3 separate regions of the Mus musculus genome follow, and all the other regions are linked to region 3. The links are chromatin loops, found by intact Hi-C in ENCODE. Cell type or tissue: heart. All regions are shown on one strand. Each heading gives the region's core, and the rest is flanking DNA. Links, peaks and the distances in the headings are about the cores only. Region 1 has its middle 3.7 kb from the start of Lpin1. Region 2 holds the start of Odc1 (ornithine decarboxylase, structural 1). Region 3 holds the start of Pdia6 (protein disulfide isomerase associated 6).

Region 1 (6,972 bases), core at 1,118-6,117, 670 kb before region 3:
GCCTCCCCCTTCCCATCCCATCCCTCCCCAGACTGGACTGTCTGCCTTGGCGTTCCAGGGAGTAGGCAGCCAAAGTCTTCTAATTCCACAGCCTGACCCTGTTTTGACCTTATGTCAGTTTACAATTAGTTCTTCCCCTGATGTGCCTGTCACAAGCTAGGGATCAATTCCTAATCTTAGCACTCCCACATCCTGCCTCCCTCCTGGCTAACATTCACCACCAGTCAGCAGAGCCAGGAAGGAATAAATAATAACAGACAATGCCAGGTCTGGGGGTGGAATGGCTCAAGTCAGACCAAGTCACTCTTAAGTGTCACGAGACTACTAGGAGACAAGGACTCCTATATCCCGGGCTTGCCTCAAGCTTTCTATGGGTTCCTGGATGACCCTGCACTTCGGATCTGCCTATCTTACCTCCCAAGTGTTGAGGTTACAGGCAATCCTACCCCCACCATGCCTACTTTATGCGAGCCGGGAATGGACCCCAGAGCTTCACATCCGCTAACTGAGCTACATCCAGGTAATAAATATCAAATTATATATACAACAACCCTCCGAAGAGTCAGTGCTTTCTGGGGGACAGAAGAGCAAAGACCTTGAGGAAGACTGCTGGAGAACATATACCTGGGGTCTCGTAGACCAACAGAGAGAGCCCAAGTATAATGTACCTGTCACCGGAAACTATATGCAGAAATATGAGTCAGAAATGGATGCCAGCCACAAGCAACCCAGGAGAGGGAGGTCAGAATGATGACGGGTGCGTCCCACCTTGAGAAAAACTAGTTCGTGGGGAGGTCCAGGGAGGAGTGGCTTGTGTACCCCAAACTGGTCCTAAAATCTACGAATCTAAAGGTGACCACGAACTTCCAATCCCTCTGCTTTCCGGTTTCTGGAATTACAGGTCCCCACCCCCACCCCCACACTGGGTTTCCGAGGCACTGGAGATCCCTCTCAAGGGATTCTGCCCACCAAGCAAGCTAGGACCCCAGTCCAAGACCAGGCCACCGAAGACCTGCAAGGGAACTGAGCCAGGCTGGGCTGCCTCCACCCCAGTGCTCAGGAGATCAGCACAGGCAGGGTGACTCTGAGCATAAAGACAGAGGTGGAAGCGCTCCAGCTGCACTTGGGGCAACACAAGTAGCCACAAGGGTTGTCTCCGCTGCCCACAAAGTCCTGGGGTTCTGGACCCCAGAATGAAGGCACCCTGCCCCACCTCCATCATCTCCTCCATCCTCCACACCCCCACCCCAAGGCCTTCCAGAAAGCATGTCTTACAGTCTTACATTCTGTCATCTAAATAAGGTCATTTTTATTATTATTATTTTCCAGATTTGAAGCAGGTGGAGGAGAATCTGAACACATAAAGTCCAGCCCAAAGCCCTTACCCCACAAATGAACCTGGGGTCTGGAACCCGCACACACAACCGCAAACGCACCCAGACAGCTCTGAGTAGCAAAGATAGGACCAGCTTTGCCTGCTGCCTATAAGAAGATCCCACAAACAGGTCACTTATCTCAGAAACATTCACTAGGTCACAGGAGATGGTCGCACTATACAAAAATTGGAGTCTCTGAAGCCCAGGTGTTCTAACCCGGCAAAGTCTGGAGCCCCCCTGGTGGGGCCCTAGGCAGTGTTTTGTCTGCAGCCACGCTCCTGCCGCTGAGCTGTGACTCAGCCAGAGAACTGAGGTGATCCCCTGAGCCAATCCCAGTACCTGCTGTGTTCAGCCCAAGTCGGAAGAGGGGAAATAACCTAATGACTCTAGCTAGAGGAGGAAGGAGCCAATCCTGGGCTCAGCAGTACAGCATCCTCGATTCCGTACTCAGTTTTACAATCCAGGAAGTGAGCGGAGGTGTTGGTTAAGCAGGTCCTTTGGAGGCTGGAAAGGAACTTGTTAAGTTCTTGGCCAACACTGACTAGATTTTCAATTCTAAAATCCAGTAGTCCTAGGAGTGGGAATTCTATAAGGACTTGGTGGCTGCAGCTGGCTCCCTGGTCCCTCAGAAAGGACAAGCATCATGCAGGCGTCCATCAGGATGGGACAACAGGCTATGCGGTGCTGAAAATTGCTCTTTTGCTAAACATGGGACCGCAGGTGTTCCTCGCCACACCAGGAACTGGTCCCTGCTGATGTGAATATAAAAACACCCACCCCTTCTAAATGAAAATCGGTCTCCTCAGTTGCTGGCAGTGACGGTAACTGTTAAGTCCTTAGGTTCTGTTTTCCTGAATGCTGCACGGCTAACCAGCATGCCTGGGCAGGTGTGGACAGAAGAGTGAGCGGCCCTCTTCATGAGACCCCCACAGCCACCATAGGTGGACCTCTCCACTCTAGTGGTCGGCTCTGCAAAATCACAGCAGAAAGTCTTGCAGAGCCACTGGGTGCTGTCCCAGAAGGACAGAGCACTAATGCCTAGGGCTTCTGGGAATGGGGGGCTCTTCAGAGTCTAAGGCTAGCCCTTAATAGAGGGCCCCCGGCTTTAAGGTACCCAAAGGAGACGCTGGCCCTCTGGAGAAACTAGAATTTCCCTAGGACTCCCACTCAGGGAGAAGACAATGGCTGAATGAAGCCCGGCATCCTCCTGGAGGAGGAAGCTTGCCTTCTAGGAAGAGAATCCCCACACACCTTCTTTGTTCCTCTTCCTGCTGGGGCCACACTGACTATGTCTCCTTCCTCTGCTCTTCCCCATCCCCCTTCTGTCTGACTGGCCCACTGAAGGCATGGGGGCAGAGCCCCACTTGTCAGGGAATTAGGATTGGCAGAGCCCAGGCTCTGACGCCAACCCCAGGTGACACAATGTGGCTTCTTCATCGTGGGGATTTCCTTACTGGGGTCCTCAGAAGCAAGGTGGGAACCTCTGGCCACCTGGTACCGCTTCACTAGGGTGAGGGAGGACAACTCGACCCAGCAGTGGGAAACCCCAGCAGAGACAGGATACAGCCCATGGCACTGGGCCTGGGCCTGGGGGAATTTCTGGGGAGAGGGTATAAATGGTCCTGGTTCCAAAGGCAGAGGAAGAGGAAAGTAATCTGGGAATGGCAAGGGGCAGGAACAAAGGCATCAGGGAAGGCAGACTTCAGTGTGTCACCAGGGCCATCTTAATCAGGGTGATGCTCCAGGAGAGCAAAAGGGGTAAGGGGGGGGGGGGTGTCAAAGACATATAAGGGAAGCTGCTAGCTGGCAGCAAGCACGCATCTTAGAGTCTGTGTTACTCCAATCCATCCCCCATCACGCCAGGAAGGAAATAGCACCCAGGCTCCCCTGGGACTCAGGCCTACAACATTGCCAACACACGAAGCCTTGGGCTGACACACACACTGTGGCCGTGTTCCCTAGTCATTTACTCAGTTCCCAGTCAGCACAGCGACCTGTGATGTCGTAGATTCCTGGGCTACATGAGGGTACCTGTCCTCAGTAAGCACACGGTCTCAAGTAGTGATCATATGTTCAATGTTGCTACCAGCCCAAGGGTTGTCCACTGACGAAGGGTCTGGGCAGTCCAGTCCCCAAGCAAGAGGATTCATCCCAGTCTGGGAGTCCTGAGTCCCTCTGGGCAAATCCAGGCCAGATGGAGGAGCTAAGGGCAAGGGGCAATCAACAGCGAATACAGAGAACCTGGGGTCCGTCAGAGCTGACAGAGTCTGGCCTCGGTGGGCAGGGACAATCGTAGCTACTGTGTAAGATGTCTCCCTCAGAGAAAGCAAGAGAGGCACCACCATAACGGTCTTTTCACTGTGGTCATATGGGAAAGATTCAATGAGCCAGGCTAGACCAGAAGGACAACACGGGACTATAGTGGTGCCAAGGTACAGAGTGAGGCTGACGGAGGTCAACGTCAGCATAGACTGGACGGATGAATTCTATAATTTAGGAAGAACGGATGCTGCTCTGGGAAGCTACTGACTACTTCACCACTTGCCGCTAGGGACAAACAAAATTCTCTGTCCCCAGTCAGCTGTGTCACCTGTGACCTTGTCAGGCCAGGGTGAGGGCACCAGTCCTGTGAGTCATATGTCTCAAGTCTCACATTGCCCAGCTAAGAAACTAGCTGTCCAGAAAGGGTGAGACAAGGGCAGGGACCCAAGAGTTCAGCGTGAGATGAGTACAGTCATAGTACCTCTGTGAATCCCAAGGCTGAAAGAGTCCTCCTGTATATAGAGTGGCAGACCAATAGACATAAAGTAAGGACAGCGGTGGCTAGCATTTAAAGGCTATTTCCAAGCCAACCCCGGCTCTAGACTCTGTATACCACATTTCTTTTTTAACAAGCCCTATAGAGTAGATACCATTTGCTGTCCCAGAGGAATAAAGAAAGTAAGGCACCAAGAAGTGGCTGAAGTCACACGGCCAGTTAACAGACACATGGCCAGTTAGTTGAAGCTAGACTTCATGGTATATACTTGTTGATCTGAGCCCTAGACCTTTCCCCTAGAGTCTCCTTAGTCCCACTGCTCCCTGGTCAATGGAATTCCATGTCGTCTTTTTCAGGGCAGGCCTGAAATCTGATAATGTAGGATATGTGACCTCCAAAGGGGTCATGACCCACAAGTTGAGAACGGCTGGTCTACAATTTCCCACAAAAAAAAATAAGCAACCTGGGTAGATACACAATATTTAGGGACTAAAATTCTGTGGGCCTGAGTTCCAGCCCAGCTCATCCCTGGCACAGGCATGGCTGAAGCTCAACTCCCTTGGCCATCCATCATGAGTGACCCAGCCTCGGCTCAGCATTTTGGTGCAATCAGAGGAGTTCCTGTGTTGGGACATGGATCAAGTAAAATTCTTGTCACTGGACCATCCTTGGTTCTCACTCAGCGTTCACAGAGACATATTGTTGATAATGATTGACAAGCATTTAAGAAAGAATGTCTACCATTCATCTTGCCAAACTGTCACTTAGAGTAGGTCAGGACACCCCAGCAGATGACAACACTCCGATACAGTAACTTGGTATCCAACAAGGTGGGAGTCTGTTAAGAAAGTGATCTTCTCGCCATGGTGTCCGTGGGAGGTTTTAAGACCAGAACTCTCCTCACCTTCCACAGAGCGTCACCAAGCAAGTTGGTGGTATCTCTGGGGTAGACTTTTGGGGCCCAGCTCAGTCACTCGTCTGAGCTTGCCAGGCCCAGGGCTGATGTCTCAATGGCCTCTGCTCTGTGACCAGCCTGTGCATTGAGCTCACAGCCAGGAAAGATTGGGGAACATCTCACCTCTTGAGAGGAACAGCCCTGGGTCTTATTGAATTTGCTCTGGTTGCTTCCGATCACTGGCACATCCAGGGGGAAAGGACTTTACATTTGTGCAATAAAATTAACCTCAGATTTATGGGGAAGAACAAGCTATTTTGATAGATGCATGACCTGAAGCAGCACCCAGAAGCCAAGGGTTCATGGGACTCTCTCCAGACAAAGGCCCTCTCTCCGCGCACATCTTTCTGCTTCTAGATCTCTATGACCCTGAATTCCAGCTATCACGTGCTCTGAATGTTTGACACCGATAAGCTGTTCTACATCTTTTTCTCTTTAGGTGTTGATGCCTTTGCTTTTATGTTTTGATACATGGTTTCACAGCATAAACTATACAGAAACTCACCTCAAACTCACAGCATTCCTCCTGCCTCAGTTTCCCAAGTGCTGGAATTACAATCATGTGCCACAATGCAAGACTCCAGCTCATTATATTCATGTTAGCGTTGAATATTTTTCTATTGTTTACATTTTTAAAAAACAGGATCTGACTTGGTAGCCTTGGCTGTCCTGGAACTCACTATGTAGAGCTGGCCAGAGACTCACAGAACTCCTCCTGCCTACCTCCCATCGTGCTGAGATATAAGGCGTGCGTGGCCACACCCAGCTTCTATTCCACTTACTTTTACCCTGCTGTTTTGTTTAAGTTGGATCTCCTGTTCACAACATCAAGAAGCGTCTTCTTTTTATCCAATCTGACAAGCCCTGCATTTTACTGTGGTGGTTGGCTCTAACAGGCAACTTAACTGAGTGCAGAAACATCTAGACAGCTGCTAAAACCTTCCTTCCTTTGTTTTGTTCTGTTTTGTTTTGTTTTCCTTTCTGGGTGCATCCACGGGGGTGTTTCTTGGAGACAATGGCATCTGAGTCAATGGATCAAGAAAGAATGGTTTTCTTGTGGGTAGTCACCATCACTCATCTGGAGCTCTGGATAGAACGCTGTCTTGGTCAGGGTTACTATTACAGTGATGAAACACCATGGCCAAAAGCAACTTGGAGAGGAAAGGTTTTATTTGGCTTGAACTTGCATATCATAGTCCATCACTGAAGGAAGCCAGGACAGGAACTCAAAAAGGGCAGAAACCTGAAGGCAGGAGCTGATAATTCAAAGGCCTTAGAGGAGTGCTGCTTACTGGCTTGCTCCCCATGGCTTGCTCAGCCTGCTTTCTTACAGAACCCAGGACCACCAACCCAGAGATGACTCCACCCACCATGGGCTGAGCCCTTCTCCATCAATCACAAATTAAGAAAATGCCCTACAGCCCAATCTTATGGAGACATTTTCTCACCTGAGGCTCCTTCCTCTCCAATGACTATAGCTTGTGCCAAAGCAACATAAACTAGCCAACACACACACACAGAGAGAGAGAGAGAGAGAGAGAGAGAGAGAGAGAGAGAAGAGGACACCATTCTCCCCCTTCCCTCTCCCTCTCTCACCTACTGCCTTTGGACATATGAACTGCAGGCTTCCCTAGTTTTACCCCCAAACTGAACAATCCCATTGACTGCCGGGTCCTCTGCTTTCAGACTGAAGACTTATCAGCATCCAGTGGGCCCTCTTCCCAAACTGCCTGTGTTCTGTGGACTCCATTTCTCAGGAGAACACTGACAAACACCAGGCATTCTCATTTCACATCATTGGTGGCATGGTTGCTCCTGAAGAATAGCTATTTCAGGACCCAGAGAGATGGTTCAGGAGTTAAGAGCACTTGCCGCTCTTGCAG
Region 2 (6,972 bases), core at 627-5,626, 280 kb after region 3:
CCAGGTATCTTGAGTTGTGCACCTTTAGCAAGGCAGGTGCTAATTTCCTTATGTGGCCTAATATTAGGAATCTCACTTTAGTCTGCTCTCTTCCTTTCTTTCCTTCTTTCCTTCCTTCCTTCCTTCCTTCCTTCCTTCCTTCCTTCCTTCCTTCTTTCTTTCTTTCTTTCTTTCTTTCTTTCTTTCTTTCTTTCTTTCTTTCTTTCTTCCTTCCCTCCCTCTTTCTTTCTTTCTCTTTCTCTCTTTCTCTCTCTCTCTCTCTCTCTCTCTCTCTTTCTTTCTTTCTTTCTTTCTTTCTTTCTTTCTTTCTTTCTTTCTTTCTTTCTTTCTTTCTTTCTTTCTTTCTTTCTTTCTTTCTTTCTTTCCAAGACAGGGTTTCTCAGTGTGAGCAGTCCTGGCTGTACAAAGCCCAGCTTTGTAGACCAGGCCAGCCTTGAACCTGCCTCTGCCTCCCAAGCACTAGGATTGAAGGTGTGTGCTACCATGTCTGGCTAGTCTGTTCTTTTCCTAGAAGACAGATATGACTTTGGATACGGATTCCTCCTCCTCTCTTCCTCTTTTAAGAGTCTATCTTGAAGCCAGGTGTGATGGCCCATGCTTTCAATACCCGCTGAGGCATACTGAGGCATACTCTCTGTGAGTTCCAGGTAGCTTATCTATATAGCAGATTCCTGGCCAGCCACACATACAACAATGAGACCTTATCTAAAACAAACAAGCAAGCAAGCAAACAAACAAACAATGCTTCAGGCTGCACATTTTCGGATGGGTCACGACAGCTAATCTCATCCTTGGGGAAAAAAAGGAGTTGTTAGGAGGGGATGAACCAATGGATGAATGAAAGCCCTGTCTTGACTTTGCCAATACCAAGTAAATGGATTTGTATACAATTGCTGGTTATTCCTTTATGCGATGTAATTCTTTTCCCATAAGGGGCCCTCTTTACATTTGTAACTACCCCATGTACTTGGGAGGTGGAGGCAGTAGCCATTCAAGGCTCTGCTCTGCTACACAGGGACCTGAGCTCCATGAGATGCTGTCTTAAAAAATAAAGTTAGAGCTCTTAGAACTTGGCCCAACCATCACTACTTGTAGACACTGAGCTTGCACCTCCAAGGAGGGGCGTGAGATTCAGGATTTTACCATGGGCAAGTGCTGAGAGTCCCTAAGAAAGTCAGAGACAGCCCCAGAATATAAGACAGTAACTGAGAACACCGCTAATAGCAGCATCTACACTGGTTTCATCCATCCTTCGGTGCCTCTGCACAATCTAGCACAAACACCTCACTGCATGTCAGGATAACATTCTGGACATTGGCATTTTATAAGGTCTCATCGCTTTACTTTGGAGAGACAATGGCAATGGAACTTGGGGCCTCAAATTGCCCCTAGGGAGAAAGGGGCAAGCACTCTTGTGTTGAGTGGTAGCCTAGCCTTTGTTGATTTTCTCTTAAGGAAGATGGGTAGGGAAAGGGAGGAACCGGTGAAAATAATATCAGTAATGCCACTCGTTTGACTAAGCCTGGGTTTAGTCACCACTGGTCTGTCTTCTTGAATGCAGGTTAGTAGTTGAGTCTTATGACTCAAGCTCAGCTGCTTTCAGACCGGCTTTGGGGACCTCTCCATGCTGGAGCCTGTCTACCACCAGCTAGCAGGGCCACTACCCCAGGAAATGGGCCCCTCCTTCCCTACCTTCTGTCCCCACCCTGACAGTCAGCTGGATCATGTACAAGACACCACCTCCCGAGGGTTTGGGCAGGAATTGGAATGTGGGTGGGTTGGTGCCATACATACATAGGCAGTTGTGATAGAGCCAGAGTAGTTTATAATTTGGAATGGTCTCCTGGTCTTCCTGACCAAGACCTGCGCTCTTCTTCCCAGGTAAGGTTTCCAAAACTAAAACACTATGATTATCTCCCATCACAGAGATAAAGATGCTAATTGAACGCTTGGGGCTGTATGTTCTTTGACTGGTCAAAACAGCTAATCTGGTCCTTGGGGAAGAAAAGGGTTGTTAGGAGGGGATCCCATACCCTTCTCCTGCTCTGCATGGTACCTTGTGACTGCTCCAGGATTATATAAAACTAAGGAAGAGCAGGGTGCCCAAGAGAAGAGTGAAATGCCCATCCCATCGTTGTATGGACAGCTTGCTTGATGCTTTTGTGGCTCTTGTTTCTTTCTGCAGAAGCCATGATTCAGGGAGAAGTGAATCACTCGTTCTTTCATTCACTCATTCAACAAATATCTATGGACTATGACCCAGGCTTGGAAGTGTGTACTAAGGTTTTTCCTCCCAGGACTTTGTGGTTGTAAAAGACCCTTGGGTACATGAGACCAAGGCTTGCACAAAACTGCACAACAGTTTGGGAGTGGAGCTGGGTTGTGGATTTTCTCTAGGGACCTCTGGAGAAAAGCCAGTGGGGTTTGTTTGTTTGACTTTGTTTTGTGATAGGGTCTCACTATGTAGCCGTGGTTGGTCTGGAACTCTTTGTAGACTATACTGGTCTCAAACTTAAGAGATTTAGCTGGTCAGAGAAGGAACATACCTTTAATCCCAGCATTCTTGAGGCAGAGGCAGGTAGAGTTCCACTAAAGCCAGGGCTAAACTGAGAGGCCAGGTCTCAAAAACAAACCACCCAAACCAAACAAAAAACAAATAAACAAAAGCCTGCCTCTGCCTGAGTACTGGGATTAAAGGTGTGGGTCATCTGGCCCTGCTCAGGCCCTTGAAAAGCTTCAAGTTTTTTCCTTTGCTGTGATTCAAGTTAGTTTTTTGGTACTGCTATGGTATCTCAACGTCTGGGCTGGGAGAGGGGTTTTAACTGAGAATTAACAAACCATTAACATCGTATACATAGTATACATAGTAACAAATTGTAGTGTTCGTGTGTTTTTCCAATACTGAATATGTAAGTCAGTCCCACTTGTTCTTTAACAATGTAACTTTGGTGGATACAAATTTACTGCCCAGACTCTGTTCGCATTCAGGCTTCTCAAAGTTGTAGCTACCCTGAAAGACAGAATAAGAGAGACAGCTGGTGGCTGTCCACCACCTCTTACCTTGTCCCTAACACGCCTTTCAATACGACCCTTGCTTAGATAGAAGGCGTACTTAGCATGCAACTGATGCCTAACATCTAGTTGGAAGCCACCAACATAACACGGAGTGGCCGGGTCAGCCTCCGCGGGCTTGTCTCTCAGCAAGCTTTCAGGCTTAGGCATACAGGGTCGTGATGCAGGGTCAGTCTGCGCCACCAAGTCTAGTCTATGTGGCCGGCGCACAGCTCACGGCCCATCCATCCTCCGCTTGCATCTGCGATACGCCTGCCCCGCTAGGGAATACCACCCCCTGAATGGAAAGCCGAGGAAGAATTTTGCTAGTCTTCCAGGTCTGGGTTCAGCCGTTAGGACCTGGAGAGGGGGAAGAGATTGTGTGCCTAGGCGGAGAGGTAGGGGGCGAGAGACTGGCGACCAGGTACATGTGCGCATGCACCAGCCGACTCCCGCCCGCTGCCCATAGGGCCCTGCGGCATGCTGGCAGCCAGGACTGGTGATGTGGTGCGCGTGCGCAGGCCTGCCGCAGGGCGTGTCCGACACGAGGCCCGGCGGGGAGCGCGGGGCGTATGGGCGGGTGGGTGGGCACGCGCTGCGCCCCGCCCCACTGACGCGCCCGGCCCGCGTCCCCCGCCTCCGGCGCCGGGACCCGGGTTGGCCGCCACGGAGTCCCCGCCCCTCCCCCGCGCCTCCCGGCCGGAACCGATCGCGGCTGGTTTGAGCTGGTGCGTCTCCATGACGACGTGCTCGGCGTATAAGTAGCGGCGCGTCGCACCGTCGGGCTTTGTCAGTCCCTGCAGCCGCCACCGCCGGCCGCCCTCAGCCAGCAGCTCGGCGCCACCTCCGGTCGGCGTCTGCGGCGGGCTCGACGAGGCGGCTGACGGGGCGGCGGCGGCGGGCGGACGGACGGACGGACGGGCGCTCCTCGGGGTTTGGCGGCGGCGCCTCCATGGGTCAGGCCAGCCGGGCCACCGTGCTGTGAGGTGAGCGGGACGCGGGAGGGATGTGCGGCCACGTGTCGCGAGGCCCGGACTGCGGCCGCCGGCAGGGGACACGTGGCCCGGGACCGGTGACCTTGCGAGCCGCCGCCCTGAAGGCAGCTGCTCCTGGACCTCGGCTGCAAGCCCTCGGATCCCCCCATGGGAGCCCTCTTCGCGTCAGCCGGACTCAGCGCTCCACTTGCCCGGGTGATGATGGAGGGCAAGCCCGCGGCAGGTGCAGGGGAGCGCGGCCGCGAGCAGCGGTCCTGCAGTTAGTTTCCTGCTGCTTTCTTTAGTTTCACTACGTGTACAGAGCAGAGGCGATGACCCGGAGTGGAAGTTGGTAGACCAAATTTAGTCTGGGAGTCACTGCTAATGAATACCCACCAGCTGTGACTTGGAATTAGAACTCCTTGAATGACTTAGTGGTTTAGGGGAAAACGGGTTCCCGGCTGTCCCGGAAACCCTACTCAGAATCCTCAATAACTGGAAAAAGTGTGGGGGGCAGAGCCTGTCAGGAATGTCTGGGAGAGGACAAAGAATGTAGTGGTTTGTTTTATTCAAACCTAAGATCGGGCAGACTTTGACTGATTGGAATTCTTTTCTGTTTTAATTGGCTTATATCTTCCAGAGTTACCTTCTTGTGCTAATTGTCTGACACGATTTAGCTACTTCCCATACCAAAATGTGTTAGTAACATTTTTCTTTCAGATCTTATCTATTATATTATTTAGGCAAAGCTACAGAAAGGCAAAACAGTATCTCAAAGCTTTTCGTGTTTAAACCGGAAGGTTGCCTGGAAAATACTTAAGACCTAAAATTACAAAGTTACTGCCAAAGCCCATTCATCAGTTGTAAATGATATACAACGAGTTGGCTGGCTCTCTTCTCTAGTCTTAACTTAGGAGAGGTTTAGGCAGCTAACGGAAGTTGACATTGCCAAAAGTCTCGTTAAATTAAGGCTTAACATGTTTAACCATGCATGGATTTGGATTTATGGCAGGCTCTTCCCCGTGGGCCTCTCATAGTGTCCCATGCTAGAGCAAATTGTGGCTCCTAACCATTGCCCAGCCTCCGTGCCTGTAGGCTGCAGGCACTGAAGTGGGTCACACAACGGAAAAAAACGAGTTTTACTTGGCCACTTGCTGTTGTCCATTTCATAAGGCCCAGACAGAAGCTTTTATTAAGAGTGGTGACCTTGCTTATTTTTGTTAGTCATAAAGTTGACCAAAAATGCCTTCCATATGGTTATTATCCATAACTAAGTGGATATTAGAAGGCATTTGAGGACAGTCAGGATCCCAGAAGTGCTCATTTTGTTAGGCAATATAGGCTTTGGGATACTGGTGTCTCATAATAGTAACTAACAATATCCTGTTGATTTGAAGAGTTTGGGTTTTTGTTTTGTTTTGTTTTGTTTTGTTTTAATGCTAGTACTGCATGAAAGTTCCTTATGGAAAATTTTGATGGATTGTTCACTGAGTTTGAGTGCTCTAGATAGATGATAATGACTGTATTCACTTAAGATCATTCAGCATAACAAAGTGGGAAGGAATAAGATATTTTCAGGGCTGCATGTAGTTACTGTAATGCCATTTGAAGTTTCTGAAGACCTGGAACGGCTCAGAAATGAAGCCATGTAATACAGTAATATTGCCAGAGTTAATGGGCTGTATGCAGATATGCTTCTGAGACACATTCTGTTTTGGAGAGATGTCCCATATGTATAGAGTTGTGGCATTCAGTTTTGAACAGTGGAATCTGTTTGGGGAGGGTGGTGTCTATTCACCTAGGCCCTGGGATTCCCACCCACAGTTCTTCCTGTACTGGCTACTTTATTTCACCTGTTTACTCTGGTGTATGGTTGCAGCGTGTAACCTTTAATGGTAAGATTCCAAGGGAGATCACATCTTGTGTTTCTATTCACTAGTGTTTCCACCACTCCAAGAAGGCAGCATTCAGAGTTCTTGGCTAAGTCGACCTTGTGAGGAGCTGGTGATAATTTGATTCCATCTCCAGGTTCCCTGTGTAAGTATCGGTTTACTTGTGGATTTGTGCTGGAGCATTGCTACGACTTTGAGTGTGTTCCCGCTCACTTGCGGCTTCCCCTGTTTCAGAAGCACATCGAGAACCATGAGCAGCTTTACTAAGGACGAGTTTGACTGCCACATCCTTGATGAAGGCTTTACTGCTAAGGACATTCTGGACCAAAAAATCAATGAAGTCTCTTCCTCTGTAAGTACGGGAAGCCCACGGAAGGCCGCAACTCTGCTGAGAGCTCCTAGCACCATACATGAGCCTGTCTTGCCAGAGAATCTAGAATGTGACTGTGGACTGTCTAGTGGTTGGTCATGCCATGTCAGTGACTGCTAACAGGGATAGAATTTGATTAAGGAAGGGAAAAGGGTTTTCAGTGTGGCCAGCTGCTGGACAGCTAATGAGGTCCCTGAACCTGTTCTCATTCCAGGACGATAAGGATGCGTTCTATGTTGCGGACCTCGGAGACATTCTAAAGAAGCATCTGAGGTGGCTAAAAGCTCTTCCCCGCGTCACTCCCTTTTACGCAGTCAAGTGTAACGATAGCAGAGCCATAGTGAGCACCCTAGCTGCCATTGGGACAGGATTTGACTGTGCAAGCAAGGTAAGACTGCTCACCCCGCCCCAAGGAGGCATCAGTTGTGTTAATAAGTGTTATTAATAAGCTGAGGTGCACATGACAACTTCATGTGCTTTTGTTTGTCAGACTTGGTCTGTATAGAGCCCAACACTGCTCTTCTCTTTCAGACTGAAATACAGTTGGTGCAGGGGCTTGGGGTGCCTGCAGAGAGGGTTATCTATGCAAATCCTTGTAAACAAGTCTCTCAAATCAAGTATGCTGCCAGTAACGGAGTCCAGATGATGACTTTTGACAGTGAAATTGAATTGATGAAAGTCGCCA
Region 3 (6,972 bases), core at 1,219-6,218:
GAACACTGCAGATCTCATGGCAGCGAGGAAGGACAGCAGCCCATGCCCACACTGGCTCTCAATCTGTGTAGAGGCCACACACCTGACTTTTACTCACAATAGTGCAATTAAGCAGGACACAGATTATAAATTGCCAGCAGCAGTATCAAGTGTGGCCATTCCTACGAAAAACATTGCAACAATGACTCTAACATAAATCACAGAATTATCACAGGAGCAGGCAATTGTATTCCTAGTTATAGTCCCTAAGAACTGAAGATATTTGACCATCAGTGACTATAGGAATATTAACACTGAAAGGGAAAAAGTCCCCAACTGTCTATCAACAGAGAAATGGGTAAATAAAACATGATGCATCACTGCACTGGAAATCTAATCAACCTTAGAAAGAAATGAGATTCTAACACATGCTACCATATGGAGAGACTTTGAAAACATGTATGGCAACATTCATATGACATGTTGAATATAGAGAATAGGCTAGACTCTGAAAGGACAGAATTGATCCAGCCTGTATGAAGCATTTACATTAGGCAAATTTCTAAACATGGAAAGTATGATGACCAGGGATGAGGGGGAAAGATGAAGTTCTTGTAGGCAGAATTTTGTTTGGAACAATGAAAACTCTGGATGTGGATACTGAGTGGGGGCTGGAGGTGTGACCCCAAGGCAGAGGGCTTGCTAGCATGTGTAAGGGTCTGATCCTCAGCGCTGTGAAAAAATCCAAAGCAGGGAATTGTATATACATTTTATCACAGTGAGGAAGCAAACAAAAAAGAGGTTAATCTTGGGTTCTATGGTACCAGGGTCTTCACTGAAGCAGAACCCAAGGAACACAGCACTATCACTATAATGTGCCTTTGTCTCCTTGGCCTCTGTGTGGGCTGTGTGCTCCCTGGCAGGGGCTGTGCCTCCATCAGGACCTGGCATAGTTAGGCTGTGCCTTAGGGTTTTGTTTGTTTGTTTGTTGTTGTTTTTCCTATTCTGATAAAACACTGACCAAAAGCAACTTGTAAGGAAAAGGTTCATTTGGGTTACTAGTTACAGCCCATCCTCAAGCGACACAAAGGCAGGAAGCCGAAAACAGGAACTGAAGCAGAGAGCACAAAGGAACTCTGCCTCCTGGCTTGCTTCCTTGCTCCTGTTGTCACCTTTCTTATACAACCTAGGACCGCCTGCCCAGGGAAGGCTGATCCCTCCTCCATGTATTAGCAGTTAAAAAGGAAAAAGAGGTGCTTGCACAGACATACCCACTGGCCACACTGATAGAAGCAAATTTTTAATTGAGATCCCCTCTTCCCAGGTAACTCTAGCTGACGTTGAGCTGACAAAAGCTGACCAGCATAGACTGTTAATATCCTCTTTGCTTTTAATGAAAGGGAATGGTTCCTGCTTATCCTGGTACACATTTGCAAGCCAGTCTCCGTGTACAGTAGGCTTCATGGAAAGGTCCACGTTTGCCTTACTCTGCGACAGATTAGATGGGGACCTCATGAGTCATGAAATGGACCAGAACTATTACCACTATCAGGACTGGTTTTGAGTTAGGACTATGGTGTTGTTCACATAGCAGGCCTAAAGAGGTAGAGTCAGCTGGTAGCTTCAGAATGCACGCCCCTTTTTGACACGTTGTGGCAGCTTGATGGTTCATGTGAGGAGGAGGAGGCTGGGTTAAGGAATAAGAAATGAGGGGATCCCCTGCAGGTGATCAGAATTAAATTCCTACGTCTGGATGAAAACAGGATTTCATTCCCAGTCCTTATCCGTCAAGGGAAAGGATCTCACTGGAATTCCATTTTCTACAGCTGCATATTTCAGGGGGAAACACAGAAAGCTGAGGAAAGCCTCAGAAAAACAAGTAGCATTTCACCTCAGGGCCTTCCAGGAGAACACACCGCCCAACTATGTCTCTCTGCAGACCTCACACACCTCTGCTCTGACTCCACACATAGCTCTGTGATCACTGGCACCTTCCTGCAAAGGTGGAGCTAACCAAGGTTCCAGAGGGACTTCCTGTCCCAAAATAAGCAGTGTGCCTGCTGTGGACAGGAAAGCTTGCCAATGGCTTACAAGAGTCAGCCTTGTGGTTCTGGTGCTCCTTGGAGCCTCATTTGCCTGCCAGTCTCTCCAAAGGCACTCCTAGGGCTCCACCTTCCAACAGGGCACCACTTCTCCTGGAGCCCTTTGCCCAAGAGAGCTCTGGCCAGGGTCAGCGTTGTTTTGTCATTCAGTAAAAAGAAGCTATTATTGTTGTTAAAATTTTTATTAGCATTTAAAAAATTTAGACAGGATCTCATGTAGTCCAGGCTGGCCACAAACTGACTGTGTCGCCAAAGCTGGCCTTGAACCCCTAATTCTCTTGCTTCCTTTTCTTTAGCGCTGGCACTACAGGTGTGTTACTGTCTTAGTTGGGGTTACTGTAGCTGTGATGAAACACCATGACCAAAGCAACTTGGGGAGGAAAGGGTTTGGTTTATCCTTCCATGTTGATTATTCAAGAAAGTCAGGGCAGGAAGGCAAACAGGATGGGAACCCGGAGGCAGGAGCTGAAGTAGAGGCCACGGAGAGATGTGGCTTACTGACGCGCTGCTCAGGACTTACCCTCAACCTGCTTTCTTATAGAACCTAGGACCGCAAGTCCGGGGACCGCACCACTCACAATGGGCTGGGCCCTTTCAATCACTAATTGAGAAAATGTCCTACTGTTGGATCTTATAGAAGCTTTTTTTTTTGTTGTTTTTGAGGTTTCCTCTAGCTTGAGTCAAGTTGCCATAAAACTAGCCACCATAGTCACCATGCTGTGTTTCTGTGGTGCTAGGGATCCTAGCCAGGGCTTCACGCATGTTACTCAAGCACACCAACAGAAAGGCATCCCCTGCCATTATTTTTCTATTGTGTCTCACTCTGTTAGCCTTAAACACCTTTGTAAATATTGCAAAGCAATACATTTTAGCCCTCACCCCCAGAGCCAAGAACGATAAACCCCGCAGTTTATACTCTGAGGGTCTAGGGGCACATGAGTGAACAAGGCTTTGCAATCAATTTAACAAAATAAAGTTTGGAATGATACTATATACAGAATAAGTTTGGCAAATGGTTTTCACTGAATGCTGAGTCCGCGAACAAAAGAATAAATAAGGTCCCAAACACACTGAAGTCTTAGGACTATTCTCCCGACATAAAGGGACAGTTCAAGGAATGAGAGCTGGAAGGGGCCACGAGAGAGGCAAAGAGGAAAAAGAATGAAAGCCAGGAAGAAATGAGGACCCCTTAGTCCTGGGTTTTTTGTTTTGTTTCAGTTAACTCAGAAAAAAATTAGGGGAACAAGGGGTACCCCGCAGGAACAGGGCCGGAGGTCCCCTGACCCCGCCCCTTCATTCCCCGCCCATCCTCGCCCTGCCCCGCCCCGCTCCGCTACTCCGCTCGCCCCCACCCCCGAGGAAAAAAAAACAAACCGGTAACCTCTACCCGGCCGCTTTCAATTGGCCACGCACATGAGCGAAGTCCACAGAGACCAATGAAAGGCGGCCACGGCGTGGCGAGCCCTTCCGGCCCGCCTCCGCGCGCCGGCGCACCGCCCGCTAGAAGCCGAGGGCGGGACGTGGGCGCGGCAGAGCCGAGGCAGCGGCGGCACGGACAGAATGCGGGTGATCGGCATGGCTCGCCTGGTGCTCGGTAAGCGCGGGCCTGTGGTGGGAAGCCGGTCGGAGGCAGCCTGAAGGGCCGGGGCCGCGAAGCAGGGCCGAGTGGAGGGACGAGTTGCCGGGCCTGCCTGGGGACTTCGCGGCGAGCTGGGTGGGAGAGGCCAGGTCGGGCCCACTACGGGAGGCCCCGGGGAGTCGGAGACTTGCAGCCTCTGCTCCCCACGAGTGCGGTCCGCCTCCGGTCCAGCTCAGCCTTCACTTTTATAGGCAGATAGCAGAGGCCTGTCCCGAAGGTGTCTTAGAAGTGGGCAGTGCCCACTGACCAAGGCCTCACAACTCCTGAGCACTTAAAATGCCTTTGGTCGTCCACCCAGGTGTCCGGGAATGATGTTTAGCGACTCGTGGGCGAATCTGAGGGGCCCTCATCTCCCGGCTGTCCTTGTAAATGGGCCTATAGTTTTTGACATTAGTTAACTCAGCTGATCCTGGCTAGAAAGTAGGAGAGGGAGGTGGATCCCTACACCACTTCTCCCTCCATTTACTAGTTGAGACCCGGAGCATATTTTCTCACTGCTCTGCCAGCTTTTTTCAACCGTGTTCGCCCCATGAGCTATAGTACATATTTAAAGAGAGTAAGCAAGAAAAATACTACTTTCTGGGTTACTGTAGAGAGCAGATGAGAGGGAAAGATTTAATCTTTGGTTTTCCAGTGAGTGCCTGTGAAAAAGTGATTCTATCAATTAACTCATTATTTTAATAAGGTAGTCAGCCTTTTTTTTGGCTACCCTGCTGCCAGCGGCTGCCAGGCAGAAATGTTACTGGTGTGAATTTATAACACCCTTAACTGCTACAGAGATTGAATGGGAAGCCACAGATGGCAAAACCATCTGCACGCATAGATTGTGGACCCTGGGAGTTCTTTTTTTCCCGGTGGTGCTCATTATCACTGTGTAGAGTGGCCATGTGAATTTTAGAAGCAGGATTTGATGGGTCAGCATTGACCTATTCAGCCATAGTAAACCACCACCACCACCCCGGGTGGGGGTGGGGCTGTTGCTTGGAGAGCAAGTGCAAGGAACAGTGTATTTGATTCTTCCTAACCCTGTTAGATCATCTTAGAGCCATCAGTTGGTAGGCTGAGGCAGAACTGGGTGGTTCCACTTCTCTTGGCCATTAGGGCATCAGGGGAGCAACATGTTCTCTGCAGGCTCCCACAGGGATGGAGGCTCCATGCCTCAGGAAGGCATTCCTCTTCCATGGCTGATATAGTAAGACTTCTGTCTTTACACTTTGCCTAGTTCCTTGAGAGCTTCTCTTAACAGATGGCTACCCTATCAAAGGTCTAAGACCTAAGCACCTTAAAAGTTAGGGTGGCCATCAGTCAGAAGTCGATTATAACAAGGTTACATGGGAGATGATTGGTAGTCCGTAATGACTTTACCTTCCAAGTGTCTATAACTAGACTTTTTTTTCTACCTTTCAATTTTCACAAGACTCAGTGTATCAAACAAATATGAATTCATGACAATTTCTTTTTTTTTTCTTTTTTTTTCGAGACAGGGTTTCTCTGTGTAGCCCTGGCTGTCCTGGAACTCACTCTGTAGACCAGGCTGGCCTCGAACTCAGACATCCTCCTGCCTCTGCCTCCCAAGGGCTGGGATTAAAGGCGTGCGCCACCACTGCCCAACTTCATGACAGTTTCATAAACAAGATAAACTTACTAGGCATAGTAGCATGTGTCTTTAATCCCAACACTCTGGAGGCAAGCACTACTATTCCTTTCAGCGAGCATTACCATCCAATAGAAATACAATGCAAACTGTGTGTAATATCCTAAGTTTTCTAGGAGCCACAAATAAAAAGGCATAGCAGAACAGCTAACAGTGTTTTGAACTAAGTTTACATAACAACTGCATTTACGGTGGCAAGCCCACTGGATTATATCCCCCTAATGATGAGCTAGCTGTCCCTGTTTGTAGCTTTGACCTGGTGGTGAGATAGTCTCCGTGTGTGCTTCTTAGTGCACATCCTATCTTTAAGCCACACTCATGGGTTAACATCATGATTCCAGCATATAACCAGTGAGAGAATATTAATAGAAATTTGTTTCTGTTTTTCTTCAAGTCTTTGGAACCAATATGTTTCCTTACCATTGGAGAAGCTTTCAGTTTGCGGTAGCCACATGTGGCTGGTGGCTTTCAGAGGGGATAATAGTTTGAGGGAACAGCCCCACTGGCTGAGCCAGCATCGAAACATACTCATCCTGCCCCACTTAGTGAAAATAGTGGAAGCCTTGCAGAGCTCCTGATTCAGGGCATCTTGTTCAGACCCTCAGTGTCCTCGGCCTCTCCCACTATGCACACATATCCACGCAGACCACTTGCATCTCTAGGGAGATGCGTCCCTCCACCCCACATGGCTCTTGCTCTTCCCAGGTCTTCACAATGAAACTCATGTAAACAGTTGTCTGTGTTCTCTGGACTTCTTCCCTCCGCTTGTCCAGTCCTCTGTCCTCTGCTGCTGGTTCTTTTCACTATCACAGTAGCCCAGGTGCTCACAGACAACAGTGTCATTAAACATAGCAGCTTCAGCCCTCCCTGCTCTGCCTTCTGGTTGTATGTTAGCTGTTAAATTCAAATGTAGTGTACTTCTTAGACATTTAGATTAGCATATACTCACAGTACAGAGAGTAGCTATTGTGTGACATTCTCATGCATGTATGTAGTGTACTTTGACTATATTCACTACACTCAACACATTACCCATTGTTGTTCCCTCTCTCTCGGGTCCCATTCCCCTTTCTCGATAGTTCCTTCTGTGATATCTTTGTATTTGTGTGTGATGTGGGCATATTTGGCACATTCTCTTGAGTGTAAAGGTGTCTGAACCCGCAGAGGCCAAAGGGACATGTTGAGTGTCTTCCTCTATCTACCTATTCCCTTTAGAGAGGGTCTGTAACTGAACTAAAAGCTCTCTTTTCAGCTGGCCAGCAAGCTTTCAGGATCCTCCTACCTCTGCCCTCTCCTTCTCCACAATGGGGTTGCAGACATAAAACCATGCTCAGTTCTTTATATGGTCACTAAGGGCACGTGGATGGTTATGCTTGCCTAGCAAGTGCTCTTATTCACTGAGCCATCACATCTGCTTTCACATCTTTTTTTAAAAAAACAAAGCAAAAACCTAGGGGCTGGAGAGATGGCTCAGCGGTTAAGAGCACTGACTGCTCTTCCAGGGGTTCTGAGTTCAATTCCCAGCAACCACATGGTGGCTCACAACCATCTGTTATGGGATCCGATGCCCTCTTCTGGTGTGTCTGAAGACAGCTACA

What was found. A loop is a pair of places that touch in the nucleus more often than their neighbours do. Peaks named below come from ENCODE experiments on the same cell type or tissue, not always from the same donor. Only the 100,000 strongest peaks of a DNase experiment are listed, where the experiment ranks them.
Region 1: it touches region 3 in a loop (2.5-fold over the local background); 3 of 42 quality-filtered maps call a loop at or near these places.
Region 2: it touches region 3 in a loop (5-fold over the local background); 4 of 42 quality-filtered maps call a loop at or near these places.

What each region holds. Positions count from the first base shown.
Region 1 is chr12:16,589,944-16,596,915 of GRCm38, forward strand. It overlaps a transcript of Lpin1 not described here. Among named protein-coding and RNA genes, the nearest start is that of Lpin1, 3.7 kb to the left of the region's middle. In heart, for the core only: CTCF peaks have their summits at 1,604 and 3,922; DNase peaks (open chromatin) are centred at 1,658, 3,311 and 3,984; H3K4me3 peaks cover 731 bases; H3K27ac peaks cover 1,554 bases.
Region 2 is chr12:17,541,132-17,548,103 of GRCm38, forward strand. It overlaps Odc1 (ornithine decarboxylase, structural 1), which reads left to right and starts at 3,742. Exons shown (of 12, transcript NM_013614.2): 1 at 3,742-4,037; 2 at 5,965-6,062; 3 at 6,152-6,269; 4 at 6,502-6,675; 5 at 6,819-6,972. The coding sequence starts at 6,168. Gm22748 (a small nucleolar RNA gene) reads left to right here and starts at 5,015; the gene lies at 5,015-5,150. In heart, for the core only: a CTCF peak has its summit at 3,463; a DNase peak (open chromatin) is centred at 3,630; H3K4me3 peaks cover 2,690 bases; H3K27ac peaks cover 2,524 bases.
Region 3 is chr12:17,262,977-17,269,948 of GRCm38, forward strand. Pdia6 (protein disulfide isomerase associated 6) reads left to right here and starts at 3,613. Exons shown (of 13, transcript NM_027959.4): 1 at 3,613-3,675. The coding sequence starts at 3,657. In heart, for the core only: no CTCF peak of the experiment used is centred there; a DNase peak (open chromatin) is centred at 3,515; H3K4me3 peaks cover 2,351 bases; H3K27ac peaks cover 2,343 bases.